Linked DNA regions of Homo sapiens: region 2 is linked to region 1. A link is an interaction called in ENCODE POLR2A ChIA-PET data of the cell type or tissue named here. Cell type or tissue: PC-9. All regions are shown on one strand. Links, peaks and the distances in the headings refer to the core of each region. The heading gives the core; the rest is flanking DNA. Region 1 overlaps GPC5 (glypican 5). Region 2 overlaps LINC00559 (long intergenic non-protein coding RNA 559).

What was found. Peaks named below come from ENCODE experiments on the same cell type or tissue, not always from the same donor. Only the 100,000 strongest peaks of a DNase experiment are listed, where the experiment ranks them.
Region 2: POLR2A ChIA-PET joins it to region 1 with 6 read pairs; 2 of 35 experiments call an interaction of 5 or more read pairs at or near these places.

Annotation. Positions count from the first base shown.
Region 1 is chr13:91,556,655-91,565,164 of GRCh38, reverse strand. All of the region lies in intron 2 of GPC5 (glypican 5), which reads right to left. Among named protein-coding and RNA genes, the nearest start is that of GPC5, 160 kb to the right of the region's middle. In PC-9, for the core only: no CTCF peak of the experiment used is centred there; no DNase peak of the experiment used is centred there.
Region 2 is chr13:90,100,523-90,109,032 of GRCh38, reverse strand. LINC00559 (long intergenic non-protein coding RNA 559) reads left to right here. Exons shown (of 6, transcript NR_047489.1): 2 at 372-2,450; 3 at 2,831-3,086. Among named protein-coding and RNA genes, the nearest start is that of LINC00559, 15 kb to the left of the region's middle. In PC-9, for the core only: no CTCF peak of the experiment used is centred there; a DNase peak (open chromatin) is centred at 3,532; H3K27ac peaks cover 493 bases.

The DNA.
Region 1 (8,510 bases), core at 2,928-5,427:
TACAAAACTTAGCCAGGCGTGGTGGTGCATGCCTATAATCCCAGCTACTTGGGAGGCTGAGGCAGGAGAATTGCTTGAACCCAGGAGGTAGAAGTTGCAATGAGCCAAGATCACGCCACTACACTCCAGCCTGGGTGACAGAGCGAGACTCTGTCCCACCGACCCCCCCCCAAAAAAAAGCCACAGAAATATAAATATTTAAAAATCATATAACTAACCATGACCTAGAAAAGTCAGCCATTAGTTTATGACCTTGAATTATTTTATTTAATTTATAAAATATGAATATTTGAATTTTGTTTGTGTTACTATACAGTATAATTTGAAGGCGACATATTGAAAAGACTTGTAAATCACTTAAAGACTAAACAAAAATCGATAATATGCCTGATAATTTTTAGACTGCAAAAGCCCATATTTGATACCTGGAAAAAAATTCAAATATATCATTTATCTCCATTTACACCCATATCTCAGGGATACCTATAAGCAAATTTGCTATTCCATTAAGATGACAGAGATTAGAAAACAGTCTGCAGGCGATTTATTCTGCCACATGCTGTTCTGAGTTACATGCTCATGAGATTGCTTTGCAAATACATTAAAATTCACTCATTTCTGCCAATTATTTTCTTGGATTGCTAAATCGTTATCTACATTATTCATATCTGTCTGTATCCCAAGGATGCTACTTGAAATGGCAGAAAGTATAAAGCCCCAAAACAATACAGTACCAAACTTTTATACAGAATTAAAGAGACGAGGCTGTTTGTACCCAGATCTTGCCAAGTTGTCCCAAGGGCTGAATTGATTAAGATGGTAGCTGACTTGTTACCTCTTTATGACATACCAGTGGGACATGATCCACCAGTTAAGGAGTTATGGTATAGATCATATTTGGCATTGTATTAATATATTGTCACTTAAAGAGAAAATCTTCTCCTAAAAGAAGAAATCACCACGAAGATGATGGTAAGGGGGCAGGTGGCCAAATTCATTCAAAGATAAAAAGCACCAAAAGGACACATGTTTCGTGTTAGCAAGGCATTGGGTGCTGTCACTGAAATGGTTTTTGAATCCAACATGTGGAACTTTGTCCAGATTCCTAGATAGGGTGCCAAGAATAAGACAGCTTTGTTGAAGCCCAAAAGAGGAGTTGGTTGGGTCAAGAGTGGGACACCAAGGCGAAACACTCACTTCCAACTCTAGTTACAGAGGCACTAGGCAGGAGTCATGATGAGAGAATCCAGCTGGAACACTAGTAAGACCCTCCTCCCCGGTCCTCCGGGAGGAGGCTGGCAGCAACATTGAGGAAGGAAATGGTCAGAGAGAAGAGGGTCCTCCGAGAGGAGGCTGGCAGCAACATTGAGGAAGGAATTGGTCAGAGTGAAGGGAAAAGCCTGAGGAGGGAAGGGAGGCAAAGAACTTCGCTGGTATTATCAACAGAAATAAGGATTACACAGCTTAGTCCCACCCTGATTTCACATGTAGATATCAAAGAGCATGTGTATGTACATTCTTCATTATGGCAATTTCCCATAATTATTTGTGTCATGACTAAAGAAATGAATAGCAATTAAGTCGTTCTATTTATAACATAGTATACTGCTTAAACTTCTGTGAAGTTGCTAATAGTTTCATTTAATTAAATATGCAATCTTGATTATAACTATCAACCCTGAAAGATGTCTAAGATATGAAATGTATGTCAGCATCAAAAATGTTTCTGGAAATCTAAAACCGTTTTCATTTTCTGGCTTGTGCAAGTGTCTGATTCAGAATTTTTTTTAATTGCTACTACACGGAACAGCAAATCATAATTCCCGATATTATTTTTTCTTATATGTTTGAACATTAATTAGCAGGCGGTCCATATCTGTGCAGGTGCATATGTTTGTGTATGTGAATCTGTATAACCAGGACCTAATAGGCTGATTTAGAATTTTCTAAATATAGTCTCCATGAATAAATTATATATAATAATGTGCCAATTTTTGTAATTTTAAACTTGTTACTTGCGATTTTTAGCACAGAGTAAAATTTAAAACAAGAGATTTAACAGAACTTGACAATAGAATTTATTGTTAGCTATTATTGTTTTGTGCCAATAGTAATAAACCTAAGCATAATTCAGGATAGTAAATGATAGTTTAAAAATAAAAAAGATAATATGTAAAATTACTTTAAATGGCAAAACTCATTTTTTCTCTACGATGCACAATTATACATATTTCTAACAAAAATTTTTAATATGGATCCTTCATTTTAAAATTAAAGATGGTTTAGAGACAAGTTTGTTTCCAGAACAGAGCTCTCAAATACTTGGTCCTATTCACAGAAGTCTTGTAAGAAAGTTTCTGGGTTATTTTTAAGAACAAACTGCTTACTTTTTCAGTAATCTTATTTCCTTAAGAACTAGCAAGATACATAAGAAATAATGGTCCTTGGCCAGGCGTGGTGGCTCATGCCTGTAATCCCAGCACTTTGGAGGCCACAGCAGGTGGATCCATCTCTACTAAAAATACCAAAAAAAAAAAAAAAAAAATAGCCAGGCATCATGGCGCATGCCTGTAATCCCAGCTACTCAGGAGACTGAGGCAGGAAATCACTTAAACCTGGGACGCAGAGATTGCGGTGAGCCTCACTGCTCTCCAACCTGGGCGACAGAGTGAGACTCTGTCTCAAAAAAAGAAAGAAAAAATTAAAAGAAAGAATGGTTTAATCATAGAACATATGCTAGCTAGACAATACATTCAGTGTATGATTTCTTTTCCTAAATATTTGGAGAACTCCCCCATGTACTTATGAAGGTGACTGCACACACATCGTTGAATGAATTTTCATGCTGTACTTTATTCTTTTCCACATTTTAGTCATCCATAGATCATCAGATATTTGGGGCTGGCTTTGTTCTCTTTTACCCTTATTACCTGCATTGTGAATTCTCTATTTTTTTTTTTTTTTTTTTTTTTTTTTACTGTTGCTCCTTTTTCTCTTTTGATAACATGTTTGGTTTAAGGGGTGAGGGAATAACTCCCGTTAAACTCAGTGGTGGCCTATGTTAAATGAGTTTGAGATGCCAGAGCTTCCCTGGCATGAACTGGAGGAGGAATAGAGATATTATTCAGAGATAACTGAGTTCAGTTAACTCAGTAAATATGTATTGAATTATTATGTGCAAGACAATTTTGAAACCTCTGTAATGGTACAAAGTAGATGGCATTCAAGCTGTACACATTTCTAGTGATAACTTGCAAATTGGTCTTGCTAAACAGTCATTAACCAGGTGTGTAGCTATATGGAAATTACTAGGTACCATGTTGATTTTTCTCAGTAAAAATATTACATCTGGAAAACCTGCCAGCACTAGAGTGACCACATTGCATATTTAATTACAATTTCATCTATTGTAAATTGATGAAATTTACAATAATTCACAGTTACTGACAGTTATTGTAAAAGATCCACCTAACTTCTGCACAGACCAAACAGGTGAATGAAATGAGATGTGATAGAAGTGTAAAGACATTTTCTTGATGCCAGGCTCATAGCTATATAGAAATTACTAGGTACCATGTTGACTTTTCCCAGTAAAAATAATACATCTGGAAAAACTGCCAGCACTCGAGTGACCACTGATGAAATTTACAATAGTTCACAGTTACTAACAGTTATTGTAAAAGATCCACCTAACTTCTGCACAGACCAAACAGGTTAATTAAATGAGGTGTGATAGAAGTGTAAAGACTTTTTTCAAGTCTTTGATAATGGCATTGACATCTTCAGTTCCCCCAAAGATGCAGTATTGCTTCTGGTTTGCTATTGGGGTAGAGTTAAGTGAAATTCCAGGGGCTTGCATTTGGCCCTTCCTACCATAATGGCCCTCATCCTATGGATTAATGTGCTGGTGTGGTTATTTTACAATTATTGAAATTACACATTCAGCAACTGAAAAAAATAATCACAGGCTGGGTCCATGGAACCACTAAGCCCATCCTAAGTAAGAAATGAAGTAAGATTCCATCTATCTTCTGGCCACTGTAAACTCCTATTTTAACTGATAGCTCGGAATTTGGAGGGTCTCCAGGAACCAAAAATTAGTGACAGTTCAAAGACAGTAACCCCAAAAGCACTGGGTATTTCCTATTCCTCAGGGCACAGTCACTCTAGTAAAATCTAGATGTGCCTTTGGGGAAGGCTTGAAGGAAGAGTTTTGGTATGTGTGGTATAAAATGGTAAGGAGGCACAAGCTAGGCTTCAACCACAGAGTTCTGTGCCATTGAATTGACTTTGGTCTGGAAATTGGGCAAGAGTCAGAACTCTCCACTGTGGTGACTCAAGCTGCTTTTGGCTACTGGTTCTTCAGATTTTTTTTTTAATTATAACATTAATTTTTTTTCCTAAAAAAAATCACATTAATACATGTGTGATAGGGTTGGCTGCTGGGAGAAAATCTGGCTAGTCTAGGAAAATTCTTCTTTGTGGGAATGTTTACAACGAGGGTGCTGCAAGACCTTTGTGTACAAGTAGGTGACCCATCTGGGATCACTGGTTTGACAAATGAAGCTATACTCCAGTGGGCTACCTATCTATTTGTTCTCATGGACACTGTGACCAATTAGCAACTGCCCCAAATCCCTTTAAGCTAAGGCATTGTGATTACTGGCATGTCTCTGCCTACACAGTGAGTCCACTTTGTCTTTGGTGGTTAATAACTGTCACTTGGCTTTGACTACCCTGGAATTTCCATTATCACAGCTGAAATCAGCAAACACATATCAATGGTGATATCCCCTATAGTCTGGAGGACAAAAGATCTGAGATCCAGACCCATCATTTCAAAGACTAAGGTACTATCCTCACCAATGTATTTCCCAATGCCTTAGTAGAGTATCTTCTAGGTCATCTCACAGAACCTTGTAGGAGATACACATGTAGGTATCACTTGACAAATCCACTCCCATATCTCTATTCCTTCTCCAATTCATGCCAGGGAAGCTCTGGCATCTCAAACTCATTTAACACAGAACACCACTGAGTATAAGTTTCAGGAAACCAACCAAGTAAGCTATTGGAGTCAACTCAAGTTGCACAAGATAACATCCTATATCTGGACTCTCTAATAAGTACAGTCGTATCAATGAATTCAGCCTTACTGATTGTTACATTCTGGCCTCTTTAGTCTAGTACCCTTCAGATCTATTCTTACAATGTTCCCCAGATTTCAGAATATATGTAATAGCAAAGTCTTGCACATTATTTTTGTATGTAAACTATCTACCCCTGGGTTATAGTCTGTACCTGTTACCCTGGAGTATGCTGAAATTTCCCCCCTTGCAATGGGTCTAGGAACAACCTGAACTGCCTGTCTTAACTCATGAGAAGAATGAGCATCCATTTTCAAAGCCCCTGCTCCTGGTGAGGTTATCACAAAATTTTCAAGCAAAGATGGGGTAGTCACCTCAGACACAGGAGGAGGCAGTTTTGTTCAAGTGGTAAGGAAGGCTCAGAATGACTTAGGGGTTCAATACAGCCAGTTTCATGTGGGTCCAAGTATATGTACACATTCCAAGTTCATTCAGGATTCTATTCTTTCCCAATTAGTAACCTAACTTTCAAACAAAAATTTGGCAAGAAGTGAATTAATTGGCAATAAAATTCAAAAACCAAAAGCAATTTAATTTTGTTTTTAGTTTTAGCAGTATCAGCCCTCTAGCTAGAGTAACTATTACTTATGGCCATCATAGAAGCTCCCTGGTTCTCAGTCTGTGGCTTTAGCTGAGAGTTCAAGCGCTGAGCTCATTGTTTTCATTCAGTAAGCACTCCAGTGTGCTCTAGGAGAAATTGTTCCAAATCATACATCTTGTAGCCATCATTGCTGCTATAATGTTCAATGCAATAGCACTGTCAGTTTGCTACGCACCTGCTTCAGTTGGCTTTCATCATAGTCAACCATAGGTGTTAGGCTGATTCTGCATGCAGTAGATTTCTGGCATCCCAGTTTCCATACACAAAGAGCTCAACACTGTGTTCAAATCCTAGAGCATGACCAAACCAATCCCAAATTCCAATCTTTTTAAATATGGCTCCTGAGACCAATCTAGTAGTAATTCTGTATCAGTGAGGATCCAATCAGAAGACAAAAACCCTCATAGTAATTTGACCAGTAAGTGTTCACCATAAAGAATTATGAACAAGAAATTAACTATTAATATGAAAAGGTAAAAACTAACTCTAAAAATATACCAATAGTGGACACAGGAGGAATATATAGGGCTAAGGCAAAGCACTCAATAAAGGAACAAACGTGGAAGTCCAACCCCCTCATGACTGAGATCCAGACCTCACTGGAGAGGGCGCAGCCATGACCTTCATGGATGATGAAAAAGTCTAGCACAAGAGAAGAAAACCACCTTTTGGGGGACAAAGCAGAACACACTGAGGACGGCAACAGTCTCAACGTATCTCTAGAAAATTGTCCTCAAGCATTGCCAAAGAAACTCTTTAGGAAGCTACTTGCAATGGTATTGCCACTCAAACGTGCCAGGGATGAGTGTCACTGGATGTCCCACATACTAACCAAGTGCTACAGGAGCAAGCACAGAGGATCACACTGGATCCAGAACAAAGTCCCTTCTTCCTGCAATGTCCCTCCAGCACCTTATACTAACAGTGCTTAGCATCATGCCTGCTGGTAAGTGACAAATATTTACATGGTCCACATCCAATATTATAAGCCACAAAATGATGGGTAGATTGAAACTAAGAGGCAAGAAGTGTAACTAAAACAATATGCTTCCCTTTCCCGGTGATAACAGTACTAGGATAAAATGTCACTTCCTATCTTTAAGTTAACTAATACCGAGACCAAGTAAAATAAGCTAGTTGTATGCTCCAGGAATTACCTGCTCCCAGATGATAAGACTGTGAGCAAATACACATGGTACTTACCAAGAGTAACAACTTACTCACCAAGAATTGTTTTGACAGCCTCACTTCTCAGCAACAACCAATTCCAAAGTTACAGCTTCAGTAGAAACTGTCAATTCCAATTCCTTTCCTATTCTGTAAGCTCCACCTTAAAACCACCCAGTTCATGGCCTAAAACTTAAAAAATATGCTCCCCCTGACTTTTATCTTTTGAGCTTTTGCTAAGACTCTCTCAAAACAGAGTTTTTCCTTATTGCAAAAGGCTTAATAAACTTAGCTTGTCTCAATCCCACGTTTTTCTGGTAGTCCTTGGGGACTTTAAGTCAACAACAGAATTCATAAGCCAATCAGAAGCTGTAGAACCTGTGCTTTAAACGGCTAAAGCTCTGGGACTAATGTAAAAGGTATTTATTTGAAGGCAGAAATGCCTCTTTGCACATTATGTTTGCCATCTGAGAACATCTTTTTCTTGCAATGTATTTATTACTGGGCTGACGACTAATAACCACGTACTTGTTCAAGCAGTTTTGGAGAGAATATGAGGAATCTGTTTGAATGAAAGGATTCTGTGACATACTGGGAATGAATAGTGCTTTTAAAAATCTTACATACTGTATTCAGTAGAGAATTGGAGTCAAGGAAATTCTGTACTCTGCCTAGAATCTAACTCTGCTCTGTCACCTGAACAACTGAGACCAACAGAAGATGGAGCCCTGGGGCTGGACATCAGCCCTCTCCGGGTCAGCAACATCTCACCAGACATAACAGCAAGGCCCTTTCATGAAGCTTAGAGGCAGGTACAAAATAGATGGGGGCTGAATAGTAGATCTGCTAATCAAGGTAAACAATGAAAGGGAAAGTAAAGAGAAGAGATAAATTGTTTATATTTAAAAGGCAGGCAAATAAGCACATGAAAAGATGTTCAACCTCATTAGCCATAAGGGAAATGCAAAGTAAAGGCACAATGCAATATCAGTACACAACTCTCAGAACAGCCAAAGTGAAAAATTGGAGCAGCAGGAAATGATGGCGAGGATGCAGAGAAACGGAATCGCTCATACATAGCTGGCAAGAAGGTAAATGGTGCAGCCACTATGGAAAATAATTTGGTAGTTTCTTTTACAACCAAACACATAATTACCATAAGACCCAGCAACTCTCTCCTCTTGGGTATTTAGCCTAGGTTAATAAAAACTACGTCCACCCAAAAACCTGTAAACAAACGATCATAGCAGCTTTCTTTTTTGTTGTTGTTATTTTTTATTTCCACAGGTTTTGGGGGGAACAGGTGGTGTTTGGTTACATGAGTAAGTTCTTTAGTGGCAATTTGTGAGATTGTGGTGCACCCATCACCCGAGCAGTATATACTGAACCCAATTTTTGGTTTTTTATCTCTCACCCCCCTCACACCCTTTCCCCTGAGTCCCCAAAATCCACTGTATCATTCTTATGCCTTTGCATCCTCATAGCTTAGCTCCCACTTATGAGTGAGAACATACAACGTTTGGTTTTTTACTCCTGAGTTACTTCAGTTAGAATAATGTCTCCAGTTCTATACAGGTTGCTGTGAATGCCATCAT
Region 2 (8,510 bases), core at 2,147-4,646, 1.5 Mb after region 1:
TGTGCTTTGATAGATTCTTATGCTTTCCGACATAAATTTTCTGTGTTTGGTTGACATCACCAGGTGTGGTGGTCCCAAATGAGCTAGCCCACTCTGGTGGTCTTGCATATACTACTGTGAGGAAAGCAAAGGGATAATGTTCCCAGCTGCTGCAGTCTAATTCATCTCTATAGTGGTGCTGAACATGCTTCTCATGGTTGTTCCAACTGATAACTGAGTATGACAGAGATTCTCAAGCTAGCCTATTCCTATGAGCTGTGAGAATCCTCAGACAGATGATTTTTCCTGTAGGAATTTCCATTGGCCTTGCCAAATTTTCTTAATACTGCACTGCAATTGAAAAATTTATTTCCTTTCTCCTTTTTTCACAGAGATCAGGATAGAATTGCTGTTTGACATCTCTCCCAACTTCCTTATGCTCTCCGGAGCAGAACACTTCACAGCAGTTATCAATCCCAGGGGGAGGATCCAAACACTTCTTCCTATTGCATCTTGGAACTGGAGTCACTAAGAAAAATGCAACATGGTCAAGCACTGGGTAGAACAACACACTTTACTTACAGAGAGAAGAAACAGAACAAGATAAGCTTAATAGAGTGCTGTGATCCCTTATGGCTAGCACGTCACCCAGGCAGGTCACCCAGGCAGGTGGCTGAGAATGGGCAATTGGCCTACACGCACCCCTGTCGGGCTGAAGCAGAAGAACCCAACCCCTCCTCCATGGAGTCTGAAATAGTAAAAACTGGGTATGTTCCTGAGGACCATTGACTTACGAGCTTAAACGGAACAAAGGAGTGCACCCTGAGCTTATAAGAAAAGATACTTGCATATAAGACAATAGGCCCTGCAGAGGCTATCTGGGCTTTTGATGTTTTGCAATAAAAAATTTCTAGGATCAAGGCCCATTTTTATGCAGTCAACTGGGGGTGGAAAGACCCCACAAACTACCTTTCCCAACAGCCTGTCTTCCTTGTTGAGAAAATTCTCTCAAGGTATTTACCAGCAGTAAGTTGTTTGATCCTCTAGAATGTCTAATGTCATCTTGATGTTGGATTATTGTGTTACCAAGCTAACACAAGTGATGCCAAGAATAGCCTGAGAAATGCAGCAGTAAGATGGGGATTTATGACTGACCCACCCCCTTGCTGGCGGGTGAGAGGATGCCATCTCTGTTGGAAGGTGAGGCTCGAATCATTCTTGGCACAAAGTCCCAGGTCAGTCATCTGCCAGTTGGTGTTAGCCAGTGTCAAAGGACAAGACTACAATACATTTAGTTAATGATATAACTGGCTTTCTTTCATGATTCATGAATTGGGGTAGCATTCTATTCTGTAGAATAAGAGCTTCCCTGAGCTGAGCAGAAAAGGATGGCTTCATAGGCAGAAAAAGACTGAAGAAAGAAATAATGAATGGAAAGTGAATTGCTTGTTCCAGGGTTACTTTCCTTACAGAATTAAAACGAGGGGACTTCCTTATTATGCTAAATTGAATTGACTGGAATCTTGCTTGTTTTTCTTCTTGAAATTTTGCCCATTTCAAAGTTCAGTTTGATTAAGTGGCACTTATCAGGAGTGACTCCATTCTGGTTTGGTCTGGTCTACTGAGGCCTAGTGCAGGAAGGCAGTTCAAGACAATGACCTCCCATAAAATTTGGTTAACATCATGCTTTATTATCAGTCACATGAAAACTGCCTGAATTGTCACAGAATGGAGTGGCAAAGTTGGAGACTACATGTGGATCTAAGAGCTTAGACGCTTAATTATAATAGCTGATCTAGCTACTCCTGCCTCTGAAAGACCAACTTGTCAACCTTTAATATGAATATCCCTTAAAGGAACCTAAAGGACACTTGGTGGTAAATTGACTATATTGAGCTTCTCCCTTCCACGAAGGTCGTGGATACCCATTCTGGTTATAAGTCTGCTTTGCCACCCTTGAGTCTGAGCCAAAATCCTTCACTGGTGCTTATGGTATGCCTGATACACAGCGTAGCTTCTGATCAGGAAACCCTCTTGACAGTGAAGGATGTGAGGGGCAAAGCCCAAACCCATGGGCTTCAATCATTGTATCACACACAGACCCATCCATAAGCAGCTGGTATCACAAGGTGTTGGAAGAGCTTCTAAATGCACCCTCCTCAAGTCTCAGGTGTAAGACAATAATCAAAAAGGATGTGGTATTTCATAGGAAGAAAAAAGTTGTTCATCATTAGAAAGAACAGAAGGTCTTGAAACCAAGGAGGAGAAAAACGAGTAACTCCACTTACTACACTTCCTATTGATTTAATGAAGGATTTGCTTCCCATCTCTGCAAATCTGGGTTCATCAGCTTGAAGGTCCTGTTCCTCAAAGCTGGTGTATTTTGGTGACTAGAAGCAGCAAGTGTCCCAATGGACTACCATTTATGACTACCAGGGAAGTTCAGACTCCTTGTGCCCAAAGTTTACCAGGTGAAAAGAATTGTCACTATACTGGCAGGAATAATTGATCTTGATCAGTAGGAAGAGATAGGGCTGCTTTTAGGGAGGAAACAATCTTTGTGATGTCCAGTTAATTCATTTGAGTTTCTCATAGTAATTCTGTGTTGTACTATGTTTGTGAATAAACATATGCAGCAAACCTAGACCAAGAAGCTTAAGATTATTAAGCATTCAGCAGCCACACAAGAAAAGCCAGTGTGACTTGCCAAGTTACTAGCTGACAGTGAGAAAAAAATTTAATGTATAACAGGGTGGGGGAATGAGTACCAACCAGTTGGAGCCCTGGGGGCATCTGCAGCCTGGGCCTATAATTCATCCTACTAACTTTCCTCTTCTGACTTTCCTCTCAGGAAGAAAGGCCTGCAGATACAATAGAAAAGCCTTCACACAAATCTGCTGGAGAAGTAGATCCGGGTGAAACAGCAGGAAAACTGTCGTAAAAATGCATATCTCAGATCTCCTACTAGTAGGGTCATAAGCAACCCATGACTCCAGCTGCTGAGGTCTAAATCTGTCACTACTTATGCTCGGAGACTATTTCCTGTGGAGGAAGTATTCTTAACCAATTACTGCATTTGGCTGTGATATGAAAGTTGGCTCAGTCCTGTAAGTTTCCAGATTCTTCTAAGAGTGAACTGCATTGTAATCTGAGAATTTATGTTTTCCCTTCCTTTCATTCTTCTCTTTCAAAGGGTTTAGTACTACATTGTAGTTCGATGGTTTTCCAGCCTCCTCTGGTTTCTCAATACACAAAAGTTCTTCCAGTAAATCTTTTACATACATAATGCTTTCTTGGTCTCTGCTTTGTAGAGAACCTGGAGTAATACCTCTTATTCATACAAGCTAAATTTAACAACATAATTTATTTTATTTAAGGTACTAGGGGAACACAAAAGGAAATTTTTAAAATAAACTTTATGAGGAGGATGCTCTGCTAGTACAGTAAAAAAAAAAAAATGAGAAGTGGTTTCATGATGACTAACCAAAGAAAACTCTACTAGCCTCCTCTACAAAGAAGAAGCAAATTATGAGTAATCACAATTTGAATGGATCATCCAAAACAAAGCATGCAAATTCAACAGAGAAGTGATAGGAAACACCTAAGCAAGGAAGGAGGGAGAAGCCTGGAAACCTGTTTGGCTGGGATGGGCTGGAGCCTAGAGAAACTCCCCACTGTGGAGGAAAGGTAAGTGAGAGAACAGACTACTGCAATCTTAGCCATGGTAGAGCCTCTCAAACTTTGCAGGTTCTAAAATAGGGAGCTGCCTGAGACTGTACGATGGCACTTCTCCAGAGAGAAAGCTGACATTGAGTCCCACTCATGCCCCAAGTCCTAAGAAGCTCCAAAAAGGCACTATTTTGAGAACCCAACCATGAACAGACAGCACCTTACACTGGGGCCTAACCACACCTGCAGCTCCACATTCCTGGGGCCCCACTGAGTTCCCTTGCCTGCAGCCACCACCATGGCTGGCTGCTGTCACAAGGGTGGAAGAATGGGGTGTTGGCAGCAAACTTGCCTCCTTGAGCAGCAGAGCCACAATTCATTTTCATGAGCCCACACAGAGTTCCCCACCCATGGCTGCCATCACTGCAGGCTGCTGCCACTGGGGCTAGAGTGCAAGTGAAGCGCACCTTCCCCACCTGCCTGCCACTGACTGCTGCCCACCATCTTCAGTAGCAGGACCTCAGTGTACCCACTGCTACTCTCCACCCAAGCATTCTGCCAGGGTCCTGCAGATAATTTCAGCCCTGCCTACGACATCCAGTACCTACACACACCTTCAGGGGACCTAAGGACAAGCCTGCGCAGCCTGGCTTCACAACCCTCATGCAGGAGCATGATGTCCAGGGACCTGGTAATTGCCAAACCCCTGTCCACCACCATTGGCACCTGAGCACTCCTCCTGGAAGCCTGAGGTTGGGCCTCCCTTACCCTACTGCTACCACCACAGCTGGCACCTACCTGCCTGTACCACATGTAGGCCTGGAGACTGGTCAGCTCAGCTCAATACAAATATCACCAACACCAGCCTTCACTGCTCAGAACCGAGAGGATTGTCCCAATATAGCTATCATCATCTTCCACACCAGGCCTGCTGCCCAGGAGCCGAAGAACCCTCCCACACCCGTGGCCCACAACTGCCACTACTAGCTTCCAAGCAAGCCACCTGGAAGCCGAAGTATTGACCAACCTGGACCAACTTATACCAGTGCCAGTGTACATTGCTCTGGTGCCCAAGAACAGGCATGCTCATCCCACAGATGCCACCATGGGGCCCAAAGACTGGGATACAATTTATCCCTGTCCCCAGCAAAACTTCACCACAGCCTCCACTAATAACCACACCTTCAGTCACTGAGGATAATACAGATACCACTGATGCTGATTTATAGTCAAAGAAATAATATAGAGACTACATGACTGCACAAGTGCAGAACCCTACCCAACCAACTCCATAGATATATCCCCCCCAAAAGTCCTCCCATACTAAAGCCACTCCAAAAAAATCAGAAAAAGCAACTGTTACACCATATTTGCAGATATCAACATAAGGACACATAAAATATAAAACAGCAAGGAAATATGACACCTCCAAAGGGACACAATAATTCTTCAGCAATGGATCGGAACAATAAAAGGATTAAAAGGATTACAACCCAGAAAAAATTTAAAACACTGATTTTAGAGGTGGCAGACCAAAATGCCAAAATAGGACCTTCCAGTGATCATCCCTCCTGCAAGAAGACCAATCTGAACCACTATGCACACAAGATAGCACCTTCATAAAAACCAAAAATCAAGTCAGTAATCATAGTACCTGGTATAACATCATATAAAGGAAAGAGACACTGAAGAAGGTAGGAAAGTCAGTCCTGCATTGCCTACAGTGCCCCTCCTTCACCCCCCCAGCAGTGGCCATATGGCACAAAGAATCTGTTTGCTTGGGGGAAGGAGAGCACAGTGATTATCAGACTTTGCATTAGAATCCAATGCTGCCCTGTCACAGTGGAAATCAACATAGAGCAGAATTGAGCCTGGGCCCATGGAGGGAGGTGAATTGTCCATCCCAATGGTCAGCAATTGAGTTCCAGCTAGCCCCACCTGTGGCCTAAACTGCCTTTCAAATTTATTTTAAACCCCAGACGAAAGTGTTCTGGGGTCATAAATAAATTTGAAAGGCAGTTTAGGTCACAAGGATTGCAATTCCTGGGCAAGTCCTGGTGCCATTCTGGGCTTGGAGCCAGTGGACTTGAGTGCATATCACCTAGTGAAACACCAGCGGGGGTGGCCAAGGGGTGACATCGCCCCTCCCCAATACCAGGCAGCACAGCTCACAGCTCTAGAAAAGTGAAGAGGACTGTGTCTTGCAACTTGAATGCAAGCTCAACTATAGTAAAATAAGGCACTAAGCAGACTCGTAGATAATATGACTAGATAGATCTCTATGAGGAAAACTGCAAAACACTGATTAAAGAAACTGAAGAGGACAGAAACAAATGGAAATTCATCCCAGGCTCATGGAACCTGTATTAGTCTGTTTTCACAGTGCTATAAAGAAATACCCAAGACTGGGTAATTTAGAGAGAAAAGAGTTTTAATTGACTTACAATTCTGCATGTCTGGGGAGGCCTCAGGAAACTTATAATCATGGCAGAAGGTGAAGAGAAAGCAAGTACCTTCTTCACATGACAGCAGGAGGGAGGGGAGAGAGCGAAGGGAGAAGACATGCTTATAAAACTGTGAGAACTGCTTCACTATCATGAGAACTGCATTGGGGAAACCGCCCCCATGATCCCCTGGTCCCTCCCTCAACATGTAGGGATTATGGGGATTACAATTCAAGATGAGATTTGGGTGGGGACAGAGCCAAACCATATCAGAACCAAAGAATGAATACCCTAAAATGACAATACTGCCCAAACAAATCTGCAGACTCAATGCAATATTTATCAAAATATCAATATCATTTTTTATAGAATTAGAAAAAAAAATCCTAAAATTTATGTGGAACCAAGAAAGAGCCCAAATAGTCAAAGCAATTCTGAATTTAAAAATAAAACACAACAAAACAAAGCTGGAGGCATCGCAGTACCTGACTTCAAAATATGTTACAAGGCATAGTGACCAAAACAAGATGGTGCTGGTATAAAAACAGACATGTACACGAATTGAACAGAATAAAGAATCCAGAAATAAACTCATATGTTACAGCCAAATGATTTTTGACAAAGGCACTGATAACATACACTGGGAAAGGACACCCTCCTCAATAAATGGTGCTGGGAAAACTGGAGATCCATATGCAGAAGAATGCAAGTGGACCCCTATCTCATACCATATTTAAAAAGTCAACTCAATACAGATGAATGACTTTAATATTAGACCCATAACTACAAAACTACATTAAGAAAACATTGGGAAAACACTTCAGGACACATGTCTAGACATTTTGTGGCCAAAACCTCAAAAGCACAGAGAACAAAACCAAAAATAGACAAATGGGACAATTTTAAATTAATAAGCTTCTGCACAGCAAAGGAACAACAAAGTGAAGAGAAAACATTTTGAATGAGAGAAAATATTTGCAAACTATTCAAGGGACTAATATTCAGACTATGCAAAGAACTCAAATAACTCAACAGTAAAAAAATAAATAAATAAAAAATAATCCCACTAAAAAGTTTACAAAGGACAAGAATAGAAAATTCTCAAAAGAAGTCATGCAAATTTCCAATAGGTATATGAAAAAATGCTCAACATCATTAATCATCAGGGAAATGCAAATCAAAACTATAATGAGATATCCTCTTAAACAAATTGAAATGGCTATTAGTAAAAACAGAAAAAAAATAATAGATACTGGTTAGGATATGGAAAAAAGGAACTCATATAATCTTGGTGGGGATGTAAATTAGTACAGTAACTATGCAAAACAGTGTGGAGACTTAAAAAAAAAAAAGAACTAAAAATACGACTAGCATATTAACCAGCAATCTCACTACTGGATATTCATTCAAAGGAAAAGAAATCAGTATATTAAAGGGTTACTTGGACTTACATGTTTATTGCAGCACTATTGTCAATAACTGAGATATGGAATCAACCTAAGTGTCCATCAACAAATGAAGAAATAAAATGTCATATATATATGTAATTAAATATTATTTAGTGATATGAATGAAATTATGTCATTTGTAGCAATATTGATGGCACTGGAGGATGGCCCTGGAGGTCATTATGTTAAGTGAAATACACCAGGCAGAGAAAAGTATTTTACATGTTCTAAATCGTAAGTGGGAGCTAAGAAATTTCATCGAATGGAGGTAGAGAATAGAATAATATTAATAGATACCAGAGGCTGGGAAAGATGTGTGTATAGTATGGGAAATGAAGAGAGCTTAGGTGATGGATCCAAATGTACAGCTAGATTGAAGTTAAGTAAGTTCTTATGTTTGAAAGTAGAGTAGGGTGAGTATGGTCAGCAACAATACATTATGTATTTCAAAGTAGCTAGAAGAGAGGACATGAAGGGTACCCAACACATAAAAATGATAAATACTTGAGGTAATGGATACCTCAGAATACTCACATGTATACCACAATATGTAAAATATAGTGTATCAATTGAAAAATGAGAGGTGTACTCTCACATGATAGGGTAAAATAGACAAGATGTAACAGCATATCCAATTGTTTAGAAATAAAGAAATGCATAGGGCATTCAAGAACAGAATGTCATTCTTTGTGGATTTAATTTTTGCTACCAAACTTACATTTTGAAGTAATTCAGAATATATAATACATAATTTAAAAGTTTCATCTTTTAAATTAGTCATCTGATAAAAGATCAACTACAGATAACTAATTTTGTCTTTAATCATTTTAACATTCAAAGTGGCTATTGCTGTTCCGAATTAGGCATAAACAAAATTGTGAAGTAACTAAAATTGGCATTGGATATTATTTTTCAACATGCAAGTGTTCATCTCACTTTTAATTAAAAAAAAATCCATAAAATGCTCAGT